Linked DNA regions of Homo sapiens: region 1 is linked to region 2. A link is an interaction called in ENCODE POLR2A ChIA-PET data of the cell type or tissue named here. Cell type or tissue: PC-9. All regions are shown on one strand. Each heading gives the region's core, and the rest is flanking DNA. Links, peaks and the distances in the headings are about the cores only.

Region 1 (10,272 bases), core at 2,558-6,557, 85 kb before region 2:
CCAGTGATGATCAGCATTTTTTCATGTGTCTCTTGGCTGCATGAAAGTCTTCTTTTGAGAAGCGTCTGTTCATATCCTTTGCCCACATGTTGACGGGGTTGTTTATTATGTGTATTTAAATTTTGCTAATTTTTATGAAGGCCTGTAGTTCAACTTGTGGATTAATTTTTATAATTCTGAGGACTAATAAAAGTAACCCTTTTTTCATATTTGGCCAGTTATTTATGCCTCCAATTTTATGAAGTGCCTGTTCAAATATTTTACCCAATTTTATATCGGGTTCATTTTCTTTTATTTATGACATTCATTAATCACATGTATTGCATTTTGTTTCATATAAGTTGGGATAAATATTTTTCTCCACTCTTGGTTTCCATTTTAATTCTTGGATGGTATATTTTGAAACACAGAAGTCATTATTTTTGATATAAACTAACTAAATTTTCCTTCTTAATTGTTACTTTTTTGTCCAGGTTAAGAAATCTTTCTCTATGAGAATATTTTATTATGTTCCCTTCACCTTCACAACATGAATCCATGTGGAAATGAACTCTGTATGGTTTGAGATAGGGGTCAGTATTCAGTCATTTCCATTTGAATATTTAATTGATCCAGCATTGTCCTGATCACCTTGTAAATTTCACTTTAGAACAGCACTCTTAATAATGCATGAGCATTTGTGTATAAGATGAGATTTACAAAGATAAGCACAGCATAGGAGGTCAAATAAGATTACCTCAAGGTATGGATTCAGAAATAAAACACATGGATAAGTATAGTATTGTTAGATGAAGAGAAAGAAAATATTTCCAAGTTACCACTGACTCTTTTTACTCCAAGTTTTTTCATGAAGCACAAGATCTCTATTTTCTTCCATTGATTTTAACTTCATTTAGACACCTCTGTCATCTCTGATTTCACTTTGTGACATTCAGAAATAATGAAAAACCAGAGGATATATTCTATGCCATCCATCATGGGTAATGATTTTCCAAAAATGATTAAACAAAGAACCAATACACATGGTTTTAGTTTTTTCACCATATTTAATAGAAACCGTATTAATGAGTTGTGATGACATTAGAAGGCAACTAAACACATTAAATATAACTTATTTGTCCTCTTTGATGAGGCACAAAAAAGAGGACTTCCTGGGATAAAGGGGTTTACACAGCATGTGGACACATTACCAATTTGTCTCTGGTCAGAGGTGACTACAGCGAAAGATAGGCCTGAGAAGAGGTGAGAAGGAGCAATTATGGATGGTGTATATAAGGGAAATTTGATCAGCATCAACAATGCTCATGGTTCTACCTTCACAATCCAGGAATAATCCTCCTCGGCTGCTAGGCCTTGGAACATATAGCACCACATGTGGGGTGTGGTAAAGAGCCTGCAGTGAACGTCCTCCTTAACACATCCAAGAAGAAAGAGTCCCTCCTCTCCATCTATCTTGTCATTCTGTCTCTTCTCTTTCCAATAATTGTTACAGACACCAAAAGCCCAATTCCAAGAGTCCCCCACATGAACCTCCCAATAATATTTGCCAGATGTGAAAGTCTGAGCGCTCTACTCAGGAAAACATTCAGATGTTGCCATGATGCGGGGACCATCTTGAGGGTCACATCCAACATTCATGCTTCTTAAGTCTCCATACAGGAAGATATGACTATTGGCTCTTTCAGGATGCAGAGTAATATCAACTGCAAATTTTTTTAAAAAAAGTATGGACACATGTAAATAATAAAAGTTAAAATTCTTGAGGGAAAAATTGTTCTACCAAGTATCTACTTTACCAAGGAATTTGAAGTTACAAGAACAGGATAATTTTGATTATAACATTTAATAAAGGACAAGGAAGATTAATATTCTCTACAGGAAAAACAAAACCCTAAAAACAGACATTGAAAATTTGGAAACTCAAAAATTGAGAGTCAAATATAAGACCAGCCTGTTTTAATCCAATTTCCAATGTAAAAGTGAGATATTATATGCCCTGACTGTCCTTTAGCTATCAAGGTCATTATTATTAAAATATTTCTTGTTCTTAAATACTAGTGATATAACTTTGGCAAGAATGGGAAGAGTTTCACTTACTCAAGCACTACTCTAGATAACTGGATAAAAGTCCATATGTCCAAATTATAAGTGATAACTTAAGGCAGATTTCTGCAAAACCTCATTAGCTCTTTAGGTGCCAGAAAATCTATCTCTTTTGTTCATTTCTGCATTGGCTTAGAATGCTTATTAAGACACAGTAGGCACTTGATAATTTGCAGAAAAAAGTATTGTAAGTAATATCCTTAAAGATATCACCTTTAAAGAAACAGGATGACTTATAATATGAATAATTAAGCTGATGATATCTCTCTCTGTCTTTCACAAACAGCCATTTGATTTCTTTCTTAGTGCTTAGAAGTGTGTTTAATATCGTTCGTTTTTGGCTGGGAGCGGTGGCTCACACCTGTAATCCCAGCACTTTGGGAGGCCCAGGCAGGCGGATCACGAGGTCAGGAGATCGAGACCATTCTGGCTAAGGTGGTGAAACCCCGTCTCTACTAAAAAAAAATACAAAAAAATTAGCCGGGCGCGGTGGTGGGCGCCTGTACTCCCAGCTACTCGGGAGGCTGAGGCAGGAGAATGGCGTGAACCCAGGAGGCGGAGCTTGCAGTGAGCCCATATCGCGCCACCGCACTCCAGCCTCGGTGACAGAGTGAGACTCCGTCTCAAAAAAAATATATATTGTTTGTTTTTACTTTTCCGTCAGGAAATCTGTACTCCTTTCAGAATATATATGTACTTTCATTTCGTCACTTCTCTTAGCAGTATTCATTTTATGTTTGAATCAATAAATAATCAATACAGATTGTTCAGCCATGAATTTAGGCCCCATCTTCAACTACGCTATGCTACTTTTTCTGCTACATCTCTAAGCACTGCCTCTCTCATGATATATGTGTAAATCACATATGTGAACTATATAGAATTCCAGTAGTATGATGGATCTTGTATATAGTTTCCAACACCCCCTCCCCAGTTTATCTGCCTGAAATTCTCAGGAATTTCTCATTAATTTTTTTTGTAGTGTAGTTTAATTTTATTTAGAAAATGAAAGATAATATAATTTTAAAACTTTTGACTTACATATACTGTTGATCCTTGAATAACCCTGGTTAGAACTATGTGAGTCACTTATAATTGGAGTTTCTTCTGCTTCTGCCACCCCTGAGACAACAACCCCTCCTCTTTCTCCTCCTTCTCAGCTTACTCATCATGAAGATGATGAAGGTGAAAACCTTATAATGATCCAGTTCCACTAATTATATTTACTATTACATTAATGAATAGTAAATTTATTTTCTTTTGATTTTCTTGATAACATTTTCTTTCCTTTAGCTATCTTTATTGTAAAAATACAGTATAACATATAAAATATGCATTAATCAACGGCTAACATTATCAGTAAGGCTTCTAGTCAACAGTAGGCTATTGATAGCTAAGTTTTGAGGAAGTCAAACATTACATGTTGATTTCTGACTTCGTGGGATCTCGGCACCCCAATCACCATTTTGTTCAAGGGTCAACTCTAAGTTTATTAAATTTTTTTATATCATTCAAATAATCTGAGAATTTCTTTGTGAACACTCAAAGGCTTTATCTTTCTGTGAAACCCTGTGTTTATCTCATGCAATAATTATTGCATTCCATAGTGATAGTATGTTTTCTCATAGCTATTAATATTTTATATCATTCCCCAGGAAATGAAAAATATTTTAGCTGAATATGTTGATATTAGGAAGAAATCCTAATAAAAAGTTTGCTTCCATGTTGAAATGATTAGATGGAACCCTTTCACTATTGTTCTGCTGCTCACAGTAGCATAACAATTTATACCTTGGTAGTGCCCATTGCTCTAGTTGGTACACTGAAGCATATGCTCCCCATGCTTTTCTGATAATATTGTGAATTATATTAACCTTTTTTGAAAGTGATAGTTATGTATTGCTAAAGTGTCAAACAGCTGTCACAAAGTTCTATACTTTATCAAAGTATTTTCATTTCTTGAATTATTTCTTAAGAAAAAGTCTCAATTTTGGAAAAGAAAGACTGCTTTGAAAAAAACTTGAGTTCTAAAATGATAATGGCAAGTATTTCAAAATAACCTATTCCTAAGAGAAATTACTAAATAAGTTGATATTCACCAATTTGAACATTTTATAATAATTAGAATTGATCATTAGACGCCTTGCGCAGTGACTCACGCCTATAATCCCAGCACTTTGGGAGGGCGAGGTGGGCAGATCACCTGTGGTCAGGAGTTTGAAACTGGCCTGGCAAACATGGCGAAACCCCGTCTCTACTAAAAATACAAAAAATAAATAAATAAATAAACAAAAATAAAAAACTAGCCAGGCGCAGTGGCAGACACCTGTAATCCCAGCTACTCGGGAGTCTGAGGTAGGAGAATGGCTTGAGACCTGGAGGCAGAGGTTGACAGGAGCTAAGATCCTGCCACTGCACTCTAGCCTGAGCAACATAGCGAGATTCCATCTCAAAAAAAAAAATTGATTATTAGAAATACAATATAAGAAGATATTTATAACAAAATAAGAAGCAAGCAGAAAGGATGTAAAATTGCAAATATAACTTGATTAATTTTATTTAACAAATATAGGAAAACTTAAAGGGAGTTAATTAATTAGCATAATAATTGTGTTATCTTCAGGGAAATATTGGGAGAATTGTTTCCTTATTGTTTACAATTCTTTCCAATTTTTTTATGTGGGTAAAAAGTCAACAGTGAATATGAAAATTTAAGCAGATTTCAAACATGGCGTATTCCATGAAGCTGATTTTCTATCTTTAAAAGAAAAATGATGTTTTCTTTCCCTGACAAAATGCCTCATCGTTTGAATTATGGTTTGTTAAGGACACACAGCTTTTTCTTCCTTGAGTATTTCTATATTTGGTTCATTTTCTCCAAATGATAGTAAAGATTTAGTCTGTGTCTCTATATGATGTTTACAATTCCTGAAACATGTGAGCAGTGCGTTGCACATAATAATAGTAATTTCTCACTAAGTCAATTAAGCTGAATGTTGAATTTCTCAACCAAAACTTTGAAATCTAAGGAAGAGACATGTCTTCATCCTGCTTTTCTTGTGTGACTTCTTTCCCCTGTATCAAAGAATACAGGGTGTTAACACAGGATACAGAGAAAGAGAAGTGTGTGTTTGTGTGTGTGTGTGTGTGTGCATTTACCTATGTGTAGCCACATCAATTTTTGTATTTGTAAGAATGCCTTGTGAATTTGATTCAGAAACCCATAGCATTTTATTGAAATTATGTTTCATTTGATTGTCTTAACTGTTTATGGGATAACAGACATTCTGGGTTTCATTTATCATACACTATTACAAAATCTGAGTTCTTGATGTTAAATTCATAAATATTGAATACAGCTGAAATCCGGATTATAGAGGTTTTCCTATTATAGGTTATTCCTGTTTTCATTTTGTCAACAGGGTGCAGTTGAAAGAACAATATGGACCTCCCATTTCAGTGTGAATATAGGCAAGTTATTTAACTCCTGACCCTTTGTTATCTTATCTGTGAAATGGGGCTACTACGCTGCCCAACTTGCAGAATTGCTCTGAAGATTAAAAATCACGTATTGTATAAACATTCGAAAGAGTAATTGGCACATAGGAAGCGATCAGCCAGTTCTAAATGCTAACTGCTAGTAAAACTAAATTTTAAAAAAGTAAGAAATAAAGTAATGAATGTAATAATTAATACTTTCTTAATGTAACAATTGTTTCTCATTAATTACATTGTGACAGAATTGGTATATTGAATTCGGTGACTCATTGTTCGTCTGCTCAGAGTTTGTTGATACACTCTCAATTAGACGGAATCATTCTTACTGCAATAGCAATCCCATCACTCCATTTGGAATGTAAGTTCTGTGAAAGCAGGGAGTGTTTGATGCGTAGTGGGCATCCAGATATTGTAGAAAGACTGAAATAAACACCATGTTTTGGTTTCCTAATAGGTTTAGCTTTAAAAGTAAGAATATTGTTAGTTATCACTTGGCAAATATTTATAATTTGCCAGGCATCTTACTGAACATTAGTAGATTATCTTATTTTAATGTTGATGTTACTTCTGTGAGTAGATTACTAGGATACCTAAGTTGAAGAAAGTCTTGCCTATATTTGTATATCTGGGTTTATCAGTTAATTATTATTCCAATGTAAATAAAAATCACTACCATTTTTCCCATTGGCACATGCAGCTGTTTCTGTGCTTTCATAAGCCTCAGCAGAATAGTATTTTATAAGATTTAAAAATATGGTAGCTATGTATGTTATTGTTTTTAATTTGCATATTATAGAAATTTAAAATATGCATTTCATGCTTGAAGAACACTGATTTGAATTGCACGGGTCTACTTAAGAACAATTTTTTTTTTTTTTTAGTTTTTGAGATGGAGTTTCACTCTTGTTGCCCAGGCTGGAGTGCAATGGCGCAATCTCGGCTCACTGCAACCTCAGCCTCTCGGGTTCAAGCGATTCTCCTGCCTCAGCCTCCCGAGTAGCTGGGATTACAGGCATGCACCACCACGCCCGGCTAATTTTTTTGTATTTTTAATAGCGATGGGGTTTCTCCATGTTGGTCAGGCTGGTCAAACTCTCAACCTCAGGTGATCCGCCCGCCTCGGCCTCCCAAAATGCTGGGATTACAGGAGTGAGCCACCGCGCCCGGTCCACAGTTTTTAAAAAAATACATATAGTCAGCCCTTTCTATCTGTAGATTTCACATCAGCAAGCAAAGTTGGATAGAAAATACAGTATTCACTGTAATCCCAGGTACTTAGGAAGGTGAGAAAGGAGGATTGCTTGAGCCCAGGAGTCTGAGGCTTTAGTGAGGTATGATCACGCCACTGCACTCCAGCCTGGTGAAAGAGCAAGACTCTATCTCTTAAGAAAATAAAATAAAATACTGTATTGAAGGACAGAAATCCACACATATGGGGGGCCAACTTTTTATTTTTAATGATGGTAAGCTTTATTTTGCCAAAATTTTTTTTTTGTTTTCAAACTTATATTTTCAAATATTAGTATTGCATACAGAAAATGATTTTGTTAAAAATATTACAAAGTAGGAAGGACATAAACCCAGAAAAAAGGCTTTTAAGTGAGTAAATTTATTTCTATGGAACAAATCTCAACAATTATTTTTCCTTTACCTTTGATACGTTAGAACTTACCAAAGAATGATACTCATTACATGAGCTTGAATCTGAGAACCTCAGATGTAGCTAATAAAGAACCAATGAATAATGTAAAGTAAGAGAATTATGAATGTTTTTCTAAAAAACAAAACAAAATAAAACAAAACTGTTACATTCCATTTGGACTCTTAGCCATGTTTTTCAGAAATATTTTCTGTTTTATATTATTGCCTACTTCACTGTCTTAACAAGATGAAGACCAGGACATCAAAGGGCATTAAGCATGTGGTGGGAGTTATATTATGGGCAGTTAACCCAAGGGAGGTCAGATGTGGCTTCAGATTCCACATACACAGCTACCTTTCCTCACTGAGGCAGAGCAAGGTAATCCAGAAAGTCTTATCAGACTCTGAGAATGCTGTACTTACATTATTTGGAAAAATCACTTGAAAAGATGAAATATTAAATAATTTATACTAAAATCTAGATTATTATTCTGATAGGTCAATTTGATTTGTTTAGTGGTTTGCTCACTTTCAGCTTGTTAATTCCACAGAAGAGGAGGGCCTACTTTTCATATATACGTGTCTTTTCTGCAGGACTTAAGTATGCACCAATTCTGATATCTATCAGGGTCCTGGAACCAATTCCCAGAGAAGACTGATTAAGTTCAGTTTTGTTCTGAAATTTTTATTTTGTGTGTAGAAATAACATTTTCATGAAGTTATAACTATGTTCATTTATCATTCCAATATTATTAAGAATTATGAATGATCAACTGATGTTTCTGTAATGAGCACTTATTGGTACTTAGGGTTACCAGATAGACGTTTTTATAGATAGGAAAATAAAAAATGACTCCCACTTATAATATCACTTTTTCTTCCTTTTGTACGGTGGAAAAATATCATAGTTGATTTCTTGCAAGCCAATAGAAAATTTCAAAATATATGTAGTAAATGATAAATATAATATTTTCTCATACAGTATAATATAGTTTTTGCATAGCTTTATTTTCAGTATCTTTTTGTTTCTTATTTTAAAAGAATATGTGTTTATTTTAGAAAATGTTAAGATCAAGAAAGCAACAACTGAAAATAAATATCTCCCTAATTCCATCAGAAAAATATAAAATCATGGTTATAGTCTTAGGTGTATAATTCTAGTCCCTTTCCTATTTTAAATATATTTTTGTTTATGTATACACAAAACCAAGTAAATCTCTCTATATATAATTTATATAATAAACATATATTTATTTATTCTTTTTCTCATGTTTTATATGTAGAGGTTTTTTTCTCTCCTAAATCTTGACTATTGCAATTTTTTTCTGCCAAACATGGACTATCCCCAGGTTGATCTTATATGTACTGCAGACGGAGTTAGGTCATTGGACAGCCAGAAATGGCTCTATCTTTCTGTCCAGGGATTATCAAAGCGTCAGGTTTGGGAGTAAGAGCATGTTTTAAACAGTTTGATTGGTTGACCAATGGCAGCATATTTTTAACTTACCCATCGCCCTCGCTTATGTTGTTGTTCTTAAGAGACAGCTTCTCACACTGTCTCCCACGCTGGAGTTCAGTGGTGCAATCTTAGCTCACTGCAGCCTCAAACTCCTGGGCTTGATCAATCTTTCCACCTCAGCCTCCAAAATCACTGGGACTACAGTCACATGCCACAATGCCCAACTAATATTTGTACTTTGATTTGTAGAGACAGAGTGTCCCTATGTTGCCCAGGATGGTCTACAACTCCAGGCCTCAAGCAATCCTCCTACCTCAGCTTCCCAAATTTATGGGATTACAGGCATGAGCCACCACTCCTGGCCTTATTTATCTCTTTACTTCCGTGTTTGTCCTTCTTTCCTAGGTCCTAGACAGATTTGTCTCAGCCTGTTCTATAAAACATTCTTCTGCCGTGGTCATGTGAAACATTACAAAATTGTTTTTGATGATTCTTCATGTTTTATGTTACATATTCTAACATGGTAGTGTGACTTTTTTAAAAAGGACAAAAAATTACAATAGAAGGTTGGCTAATCACAAACAAGACTTTGATGATCACAGTTGTGCTATAATTTATTGTAATGTATTAAAAAATCAACACTTACTTGTAATGTGCCTTGAGACAAATCATTTAGTCACTTGATTTCTCAGACCTCAGTTTCCTCCTCTGTGAAATACTAATATCAACTGTGCGTAGTTTATTTTAAAGAATTAGAAAAATTGTAAGTAAATACTTTAATACTGAGCATGATTGCTGTGGTTACTATACCGTTGTTACTATTGTAGCACTGAACCACTTACCACTTTAAGTTTTTTTGTTTGTTTGATGTTTGGTTGTTTTTGTTTGTTTGTTTTGTTTTCTTTTGTTTTGTTTTTGAGACAGAGTCTTCTTGCTCTGGAGCCCAGGCTGAAGTGCAGTGGCATGATCTTGGCTCACTGCAACCTCCGCCTGCCAGGTTCAAGCAATTCTCCTGCTTTAGCCTCCTGAGTAGCTGGGATTCCAGGAACATGCCACCGTGCCCGGCTAATTTTTTGTATTTTTAGTAGAGGCTGGGTTTCACCATGCTGTCCAGGCTAGTCCTGAACTCTTGACCTCATGATCCACCCGCCTCAACCTCCCAAACTGCTGGGCTTACAGGCTTGAGCCAACGCACCTGGCCAGAGGAGTCTTTAGAGATGATTGAATGTGGAGGTTCAGTTGACAAGTGGCTTGTTCTAATTGTTAAATTAGAAATATTCAATGTTAGAATTGCTGAGTGCTCTTATGTTTCTCCTCTATATCATTTGGGCAACTAGTAAACAGCCTACTGTTTTATCAACAGGCATGTCATCTATGCTTCGAGCAGCCACAGCAAGTATTCAGGGGAGTCATTTCCAGGAATTTCTAATGCTCTGTTTGAAATTAAAAGCAAGGTGGACCCTTGCAAGGCTAGGGGAGAAGTGAAGAGAAAGATTTCTGTTGCTGCCTTCACAGTGCAGGCAGCTTCAGAGGCTTTGAACCAAGTAGCCTATGAGGATTCTTTAGAGAAC
Region 2 (10,272 bases), core at 3,244-7,243:
ATATTTTACCCTTCATCAAATCCGTTTTTCATTTCAGAAGGAAGTGAACAATATGACTATGCAACCCTTTTATATCTGTGTTTCTATTTATACTCCAGTTTATAACTTGAAGGGTAAAACATAGTGAAAAACAATTATGTTCTGGGCTCACATGTATTGAGTTATATATTGGGTAAAAGGAATGACATAAGAAATAAAAAATTGAGTAAGTGTACTAATGGTGAGATGGAAGTTTAATAATCCAATGTTACATAAAAATTGTACATTCCTTTACAGTATTTTATTTGAATTGTTAAAAACGGTTATCTGGGAAATAGAGTTCACCACAATTTGTTGGAGTATTTGTATTTACTTACAATAAATATATACTATTGATATAATGTAAAAATTTGACTTAATACTATGTAAAAATAGAAATGATAATTTCAGTTTAGTTACAACATGCAGAGTTATGTGTAAAATCTAAAATTCAGTTTCTGTCTAGAGCTAGCAGGGAAGTCCACAGAGTGACCGGTAAAAGATTTTGCAGAAATCTGCCTTAAGTTATCACTTATAATTTGGACATATGGACTTTTATCCAGTTATCTAGAGTAGTGCTTGAGTAAGTGAAACTCTTCCCATTCTTGCCAAAGTTATATCACTAGTATTTAAGAACAAGAAATATTTTAATAATAATGACCTTGATAGCTAAAGGGCAGTCAGGGCATATAATATCTCACTTTCACATTGGAAATTGGATTAAAACAGGCTGGTCTTATATTTGACTCTCAATTTTTGAGTTTCCAAATTTTCAATGTCTGTTTTTAGGGTTTTGTTTTTCCTGTAGAGAGTATTAATCTTCCTTGTCCTTTATTAAATGTTATAATCAAAATTATCCTGTTCTTGTAACTTCAAATTCCTTGGTAAAGTAGATACTTGGTAGAACAATTTTTCCCTCAAGAATTTTAACTTTTATTATTTACACGTGTCCATACTTTTTTTAAAAAAATTTGCAGTTGATATTACTCCGCATCCTGAAAGAGCCAATAGTCATATCTTCCTGTATGGAGACTTAAGAAGCATGAATGTTGGATGTGACCCTCAAGATGGTCCCCGCATCATGGCAACATCTGAATGTTTTCCTGAGTAGAGCGCTCAGACTTTCACATCTGGCAAATATTATTGGGAGGTTCATGTGGGGGACTCTTGGAATTGGGCTTTTGGTGTCTGTAACAATTATTGGAAAGAGAAGAGACAGAATGACAAGATAGATGGAGAGGAGGGACTCTTTCTTCTTGGATGTGTTAAGGAGGACGTTCACTGCAGGCTCTTTACCACACCCCACATGTGGTGCTATATGTTCCAAGGCCTAGCAGCCGAGGAGGATTATTCCTGGATTGTGAAGGTAGAACCATGAGCATTGTTGATGTTGATCAAAGTTCCCTTATATACACCATCCATAATTGCTCCTTCTCACCTCTTCTCAGGCCTATCTTTCACTGTAGTCACCTCTGACCAGAGACAAATTGGTAATGTGTCCACATGCTGTGTAAACCCCTTTATCGCAGGAAGTCCTCCTTTTTGTGCCTCATCAAAGAGGACAAATAAGTTATATTTAATGTGTTTAGTTGCCTTCTAATGTCATCACAACTCATTAATACGGTTTCTATTAAATATGGTGAAAAAACTAAAACCATGTGTATTGGTTCTTTGTTTAATCATTTTTGGAAAATCATTACCCATGATGGATGGCATAGAATATATTCTCTGGTTTTTCATTATTTCTGAATGTCACAAAGTGAAATCAGAGATGACAGAGGTGTCTAAATGAAGATAAAATCAACGGAAGAAAGTAGGAATCTTGTGCTTCTTCAAAAAACTTGGAGTAAAAAGACTCAATGGTAACCTGGAAATATTTTCTTTCTCTTCATCTAACAATATTATACTTATTCATGTGTTTTATTTCTGAATCCATACCTTGAGGTAATCTTATTTGACCTCCTATGCTGTGCTTATCTTTGTAAATCTCATCTTATACACAAATGCTCATGCATTATTAAGAGTGCTGTTCTAAAGTGAAATTTACAAGGTGATCAGGACAATGCTGGATCAATTAAATATTCAAATGGAAATGACTGAATACTGACCCCTATCTCAAACCATACAGAGTTCATTTCCACATGGATTCATGTTGTGAAGGTGAAGGGAACATAATAAAATATTCTCATAGAGAAAGATTTCTTGACCTGGACAAAAAAGTAACAATTAAGAAGGAAAATTTAGTTAGTTTATATCAAAAATAATGACTTCTGTGTTTCAAAATATACCATCCAAGAATTAAAATGGAAACCAAGAGTGGAGAAAAATATTTATCTCAACTTATATGAAACAAAATGCAATACATGTGATTAATGAATGTCATAAATAAAAGAAAATGAACCCGATATAAAATTGGGTAAAATATTTGAACAGGCACTTCATAAAATTGGAGGCATAAATAACTGGCCAAATATGAAAAAGGGATTACTTTTATTAGTCCTCAGAATTATAAAAATTAATCCACAAGTTGAACTACAGGCCTTCATAAAAATTAGCAAAATTTAAATACACATAATAACCCCATCAACATGTGGGCAAAGGATATGAACAGACGCTTCTCAAAAGAAGACATTTATGCAGCCAAAAGACACATGAAAAAATGCTCATCATCACTGGCCATCAGAGAAACGCAAATCAAAACCACAATGAGATACCATCTCACGCCAGTTAGAATGGCGATCATTAAAAAGTCAGGAAACAACAGGTGCTGGAGAGGATGTGGAGAAATAGGAACACTTTTACACTGTTGGTGAGACTGTAAACTAGTTCAACCATCGTGGAAGTCAGTGTGGCGATTCCTCAGGGATCTAGAACTAGAAATATCATTTGACTTAGCCATCCCATTACTGGGTATATACCCAAAGGATTATAAATCATGCTGCTATAAAGACACATGCACACATATGTTTATTGCGGCACTATTCGCACTAGCGAAGACTTGGAACCAACCCAAATGTCCAACAATGATAGACTGGATTAACAGAATGTGGCACATATACACCATGGAATACTATGCAGCCATAAAAAAGGATGAGTTCATGTCCTTTGTAGGGACATGGATGAAGCTGGAAACCATCATTCTCAGCAAACTATCACAAGGGAAAAAAAACCAAACACCACATGTTCTCACTCATAGGTGGAAATTGAAAAATGAGAACACAAGGACACAGGAAGGGGAACATCACACACCGGGGCCTGTTGTGGGGTGGGGAAGTGGGGAGGGATGGCATTAGGAGATATACCTAATGTTAAATGACTAGTTAATGGGTGCAGCACACCAACATGGCACATGTATACATATGTAACAAAACTGCACGTTGTCATGTACCCTAAAACTAAAAGTATATAAAAAAAGAAAGAATCAATGAAAGTTATTCATGACTGGAGGGGTATAAACTGAAATACTTTTTGGCAAACTGACTATGAGCATTCCTTATTGGCTAGATACTCTAATTCTAAAATATATTCCACTGACTGCCTATGTATATTTTGAGATAAACATAATGTTGATCTTTGCATCAATTTTCATAGTAGCTCCAAATTGGAGACAAAATAAATATTCATCGACAGTAGAATTGCTAAATAAATTGTGATCTCATCATACAAAATAATTCTATAAAACAAAGAGAATAACACCAAAATGCAACAAATTAATGAATCCCAAGTTTAAGAAAGAAGTTTAAGAAAAAGAATTGAAACACACAAATGTTATATTACAGTGTTTTATTTATATAAATTGCAAACTCCATTAATTAGTATTAGAAGTTAGAATGTTGAATAATATTTTAGGAAGGTAATGGTTAGGAAACGTAAAAATAACCAGGATAAGATCCAGGCAGCATTGCAATGAAGGAGAGAAACTATGAGTTTTTTCATGAAGAAGAGAATGATATATGTATTGTTTAATATTGTAACATGTAAGAAAAGTTTGAAATAGATAAATTCAATTTTATGCCTAATTTTTCAAATGTGTAAATATATAATTTCTTTTATGATAAGTTAATATCAATCAACATTAAGACATAAACCATGCTTTTTTGTTATTATACTTTAAGTTCTGGGGTACATGAGCAGAATGTGCAGGGTTTTTACATAGGTATACATGTGCCATGGAGGTTTGCTGCACCTGTCAACCCGTCATTTACATTAGGTATTTATCCTAATGTTGTCCCTCCCCTGGCTCCCCACCCCCCGACAGGCCCCGGTGTGTGATATTCCCCTCCCTGTATCCATGTGTTCTCATTTTTCAACTCCCACTTGTGAGTGAGAACATGCAGTGTTTGATTTTCTGCTCTTGTGTTAGTTTGCTGAGAATGAGGGCTTCCAGCTTTATCCACGTACCTGCAAAAAAAATATGAACTCATCCTTTTTCATGGCTGCATATTATTCCATGGTGTATATGTGCCACATACATTTTTTTACAGTCTGTGAAGAGATTCACAGAATATTACATTTAAAGACCTGTAATTACCTCCTCATCTCTCCTGTGTAACACAATCTTAAACTACAAAGGAAAAGATAAGGAATGTCATTGCCCTTGGGACATTGGTAAAACTAATTGAACTTTGGAAACGGGAAAAGAAAAAAGAGGAAAAAAAAATATGTGGAGGATTTAGACCTACATCTGAAGGTGGGACAGGATCACTAAGAAGGTTCCAGCCAGGCGTGGTGGCTGACGCCTATAATCCCAGCACTTTGGGAGGCTGAGGCGGGCGAATCACCAGGTCTGGAGATCGAGACCATCTTGGCTTTAGTCTCTACTAAAAATATTAAAAAAAAAAAAATTAACTGGTCATGGTGGCTGGTGCCTGTAGTTCCAGCTAACTTGGGAGGCTGAGACAGGAGAATGGCGTGAATCCGGGAGATGGAGCTTGCAGTAAGCAGAGATCATGCCACTGCACTCCAGCCTGGGCAACAGAGCGAGACTCCGTCAAAAAAAAAAAAAAAAAAAAAAAGGATTCCAACCATGCAGACCCAGAAACAGTGTCAACCTATGACTGAGCTTCATCAGAGTGACAGAAAATGCTTCTCCATCCTCATCTCCACCCCCAACTAGGCTCACAATTGTTGAGTAACAGGTCAAAGCAGTGTCTTCTGGGGGACTGAACAGAATTTGGAAGGAAACTTAAATGTGAGGATACAGCAGATATTAAGAAATGCTGCTGAACCAGTCCAACCTGAAACACAAAGTAATGCTAGATGAGCGTGAAACTTATGGTGCCCTGGAAATAACTCTAAGAGGGAAAAGTCCCAAAACCAAATCAACTCCTGACTAGATTGATTCAACCTCCTCCCCCAAAACACACACATACAGCCTAGTAAAAGGGAACACATGTGGGTTTTGATTTCTACATTAGTCTACTCTACATAGTTCACTTTTTGGGTAAAACTTACCAGACATGTATAGAAACAGAAAAGATACATAAAGGAAACACTGTTAAGAGACTAAGCAATAAATAAAGCCAGATTCAATGTGGCAGAGGTGTTGGAATTATCTTTCAAGTAGATCTTATGCGTACTGTTCTAGAAGCCCTTAGTAGGATATAAAGTCCCTTTTTTATTATACTTATATGACAAGAGTCATTTTATCCTCTTATATAAAAGATATTTCCAATTCACATTCATCTCCATATTGGCAGTTACATTTTTGACACTTTACAAATATTAGTCCACCGTCTTATACTTACATTTATGATTTATGATTGTGGAGCAGTCTGTTGTCATTCTATTAAGTGTTCCCTCACAATGAAACAGTTTATTTTGGCTGCTTTTAAGAGATTCTTTATCTTTGGTGGTGGTTTCAAACTTAAAATATCATAATGAATCAGCCACCAAAGACAGAGAAATACTAAAAATCAGTCAAAATATATTGTTTTGCACATTCAAAACAAAGTAAATTTATGTTTTACACATCCAAAATGGGGATTGTTTGGCTTCCTGAATTCAATAATGTATTTGTTTACTCTGAAAAAATTATCAAACATTATATCCTTGAATATGTACTCTCCTCATCTTCTCTACTTAGCTCCCCTTTGTGCTACAGTCAATCACACATTATGCTGTTTATAAAGGACATACGTGATACTCTCATCCTCCATATGTCACTACTACTCTCCTAGTTTACCTCTATTTGTCCATCTGTGAAGCCCTCATGACATCTCTTTACATCTATTATCCAGTTCACATTTTCTGCAGCTTCATTTAAGTTGCTAAGCAAAGTTTTCACTAAACAGCAAATTTTACTTATTTCACTTTTTATTAATATAAATTATAATTTTTATTCTTCAATGACTGCCGAATGTGAAAAAATTCATGTATATGTTATATATATTTACATATGTATGTGTTATATAGACATACACAAAATTGCTATTGGTAACGGTGGTTTTCATAGGAGTCTATAGCTACTGGAGATTTCATTGTTCCTTAAAGATATTATATTTCCTTAAAAATATTTTCTTAAAGATATTCTATTTCTTAATTTATAATAAGGATAATTCTTATGCTTTTATTAAAAACATAAATTAATAGGCCGGGTGCAGTGGCTCACATCGGTAATTTCAGCTCTTTGAGATAATGAGGCAAAACGATCACTTGAGCCCAGCAGTTTAAGGCTGCAGTGAGCTGTGATTCCACCACCACACTCCAGCCTGGGCTACAGAGCCAGAAAATATATATATAATATATGAATTGACAGTAATACATTAATACATTAAAACCAGAGATCAAGTCTTAAAAGCAACAGCAAAGTGCATTTCCAGTCTAGTTCAGTGACTATTAGAATTAAAGCCAATTTCAGGCAAAACATTTCCAAAAACATAAGAAAAAAAAAAGAAAAAGGAGAAAAAATATTCCAGACTTCTGAAGACATTTATTAAAATCATAAATTGATGGTATCCTCTTTCCCATCCTTTGATGAGTAAAATATTCAAGTACTCCAAAAATTATCCACAAATTTGGTATTTGAGGGTTCATTTGTTGTAAACTCAGTGGTTCTTGATGAGAGGAAGTTTAAAGTGTGTTTATGGAGATTAGCCAAGGTGTCGAATCAATCATTTCCTCTCTTCTGGTGAAATCTAATCAAGAACCCTAACGGCTATCCCAAACTCCAAGAAATGTACAACCTTTTCAAAATGAGTGTGATTTTTCAGAGATTCAATATAAAGAGGTACAAGGAGCCAAGCTCATTCTTCTCTGGGACACACAGAGTGGCTTTGGAACTGGCTGTGAAGATGTCTGAAAGCTACTACCGCTATATGGTGAGGCCCTGATCCCTGATCAGACTTTATATTATTACTTCTACAGCAAGTATCAGTGAGACCATAAGTATATTTCTAGGGTGAGAACACAGCTAACAGAGGAGGAGTTCCTGCTAGTTTTCCAATCCAAAACAGACTGCCCTACGTTGAATTTTTCAACAAACTGAGCTTGTTTCTATGAAATGATGTCATTTGCTTAATTAGTAAAAATGTTTTTACTCTTATTTTGTTATCCTGTCTTCCTACATACTTGTGAACTACAGTGAAGATTAATTTTACTTGTATCATTTATGTATTCATTAGTTGTTCCTATGTATTCTAAGAACTCAGAAAATAGTTTTCAGATATCTTGCAATTTTATACTTGTATATCCTAAATTTTATGGAGAATATTTTATTCCATATGTTGTGTATAAATGTATTACCTTCAATTCTGAAGGTGGCACATAAATATATGCACAAGACAAAATATTCTATAATATACAATTTAGGTAATATGTTGAATAATTTGAGGGTAATATTGTGTTTTAGAATATACTAAATGCCTCTTTAGCATTTTTGGGTGAAATCTGATCAAATTTTGGGTGAAATCTGATCTGATGAAATTTCACCAAATGTTCAGTAAATAAATATTGCTTATTTATTTAGAAATTATTTTGCAGTGGTGGCTTGTGATTGAGGATTTTCGAAATACTTTAAAGGAGAAAATTATGACATCAAAATGAAATAATGAGAGTAAAATCTCAGTGAAATACAGTTTCCTAAACCAATCACTTTTTTCTTTTGTACTAAATCGATCTTTCCTAAACCAATCACAATGAGCATTAAGAATGGTTTTCAGAATATTCAGGACCCATCATCTATGGTGTAAATTGGTCCCAATTTCATACTCTTAAACCTCAAGCTTTTTGGAGTAAAGTCAAAACTCAACAAAATGGAGGTTTCTTTTCTCCTTTTCTTTCTTTTCTTTTCTCCTTCCTTCCTTCCTTCTTTTTCTTTCTTTTTGTGACAGGTATTGTTTTATTGCCCAGGCTGAAGAGCAGTGGCTCAATCTCAGTTGACTGCAACCTCAGGGTTCAAGCGATTCTTCTGCCCAGTCCCCTGAGTGACTGGGATTACAGGCGTGTGCCACTACTCATGGCTGGTTTTTGTATTTTTAGTAGAGATGGGGTTTCCCCATATTGGCCGGGCTGGTCTCCAACCTGATCTACCAGCCTTGGCATCCCAAAGTGCTGGGATTATAGGTGTGAGCCACCATTTCTGGCCTCTCTGAGGTTCATTTTTCTATACAAAAGAAAAGGGTAGGATGTAGTGCCCTGTGAGTTATGCATGCATCTGACAATTTTACCTACAGATCTGAGAGCTCTCTTTGTGCCTCAGGTTCTATTTTTGTCTTATGCAAAATAAAGCCTATTCTACTCTAGACAGAAGTGTATCATTGAGTCACAACCTGAGTCAAATTTTGCTTTGGTCTTTGTTTCTCAGGGCATAAGATGAAGAAGTTTGAATCATACCTTTCCTAATTTCCTTCCTTCAGGAAATTGGTCTCAGACATCACACAAGCCTTCCAGAAAGAAAGAATCCATCTGCCTCTTCTGTCTGAACTAATGTGTAGACCCCATTGCCACAGGCTGCAGCCCCAGCTTCTGTAGGCCCTGTCTCTGCCTTTCCTAGGAAGAAACCAAAATTCCTACCTGCTGCCCACATGCTGGGAACTGTCACAGCAGGAGGACTTCAAAACCAATATTCTTCTGAAGAATCTAGTGTCCGTTGCCAGAAAAGCCAGTCTCTGGCAATTCCTGAGCCCTAATGAACAAATGCGTGGGATCCACAGGGAGACAAAGAAGATATTTGGAGAGGTGGAAAAAGAGCCTGATTCATTTGCTGTGCTGGAACTCTCAGGAGCATGGGGTTCACACACACTGTGAGGGGCAGCTAAGGAACACTGGGTAAGTGATGGCTCTGAGAGCACTTTGAAAGCTGGAGGATGGCACAGGTAAAGAGATTAGGGGAAGATGAAGAGCATGATGATTAATCTGCTCTGTACTGGATGTCGTGTAGTGCCTAGGTATCAATGATAAAATAATAAATATAATCTGAGTGTGCTTTCCTTCCTGGAGCTTACATTTCACTGAGGGAGTGATGAAGTTAATAATCATTGTAATAATTTGACTACTTGATGCAGTGTTCAAGGCACTGTAAAGAGCTCAATATCAGAAGAGTTTCTGGCTATCCAAACTACAAGTTAAAAAGTCTTTTCTATAAGAAACCTATTTACCAACACTGGAAATAATAGAATAAAACACGTTAGAATTAGCAGGGCACGGTGTCAGTAGATTCCAATTCTGATGCAAGGTGCCACATTATCTGTAAATTAGCCCTGCCTATGATTTTCCTATTAAACTTGCTGCGTTACACGTTGTGGTTCTACAGTCCGAGATCTTCCCAAATCTCTTTCATATCTCATCCCTTGATTTCTTTATCACTGGGGGTCTGAAACCTAAAATGATTTGCTTCTCTGATGTTCACATTCATAGTTCTTTTACAGGAGAAGATTATGAAGCAAATGAGATGTTTGTGGGCAAAAATTCAAGAAAACCAAAGAAATTTAAATGAGGAAAGCAGGAAAACCAACCAGTGGATTGCAAGTATTAGGCCTTTTCCCTCAGAGTTAGCCTCAGACAGACATGCTAGAAATGTATCCACTTATCACTTGAATGGAAATCATCTTGGTAGATTTGAGGAAGATTTTTCTCATGGCTTCCAATCCTGAGGGTACAATGCAGCATTGATTAATGCTCAGGGAGAGTGGTCAAGCTATGGAGTAGGAAGACCTGGTACTAAAAACTAATTTAAAAACACAGAGATCATAACACTGCAAAAAATTATTTGTGAATCAACCATAAATTCCAATGGCTCTCATGTAGGCTTTCAGA

What was found. ChIA-PET counts read pairs that join two places held together with the same protein. Peaks named below come from ENCODE experiments on the same cell type or tissue, not always from the same donor. Only the 100,000 strongest peaks of a DNase experiment are listed, where the experiment ranks them.
Region 1: POLR2A ChIA-PET joins it to region 2 with 5 read pairs; 2 of 35 experiments call an interaction of 5 or more read pairs at or near these places.

What each region holds. Positions count from the first base shown.
Region 1 is chr2:95,494,813-95,505,084 of GRCh38, forward strand. No RefSeq gene overlaps it. Among named protein-coding and RNA genes, the nearest start is that of TRIM43B, 15 kb to the left of the region's middle. In PC-9, for the core only: no CTCF peak of the experiment used is centred there; no DNase peak of the experiment used is centred there.
Region 2 is chr2:95,579,276-95,589,547 of GRCh38, forward strand. It overlaps the pseudogene TRIM51JP. Among named protein-coding and RNA genes, the nearest start is that of TRIM43, 7.6 kb to the right of the region's middle. In PC-9, for the core only: no CTCF peak of the experiment used is centred there; a DNase peak (open chromatin) is centred at 5,246.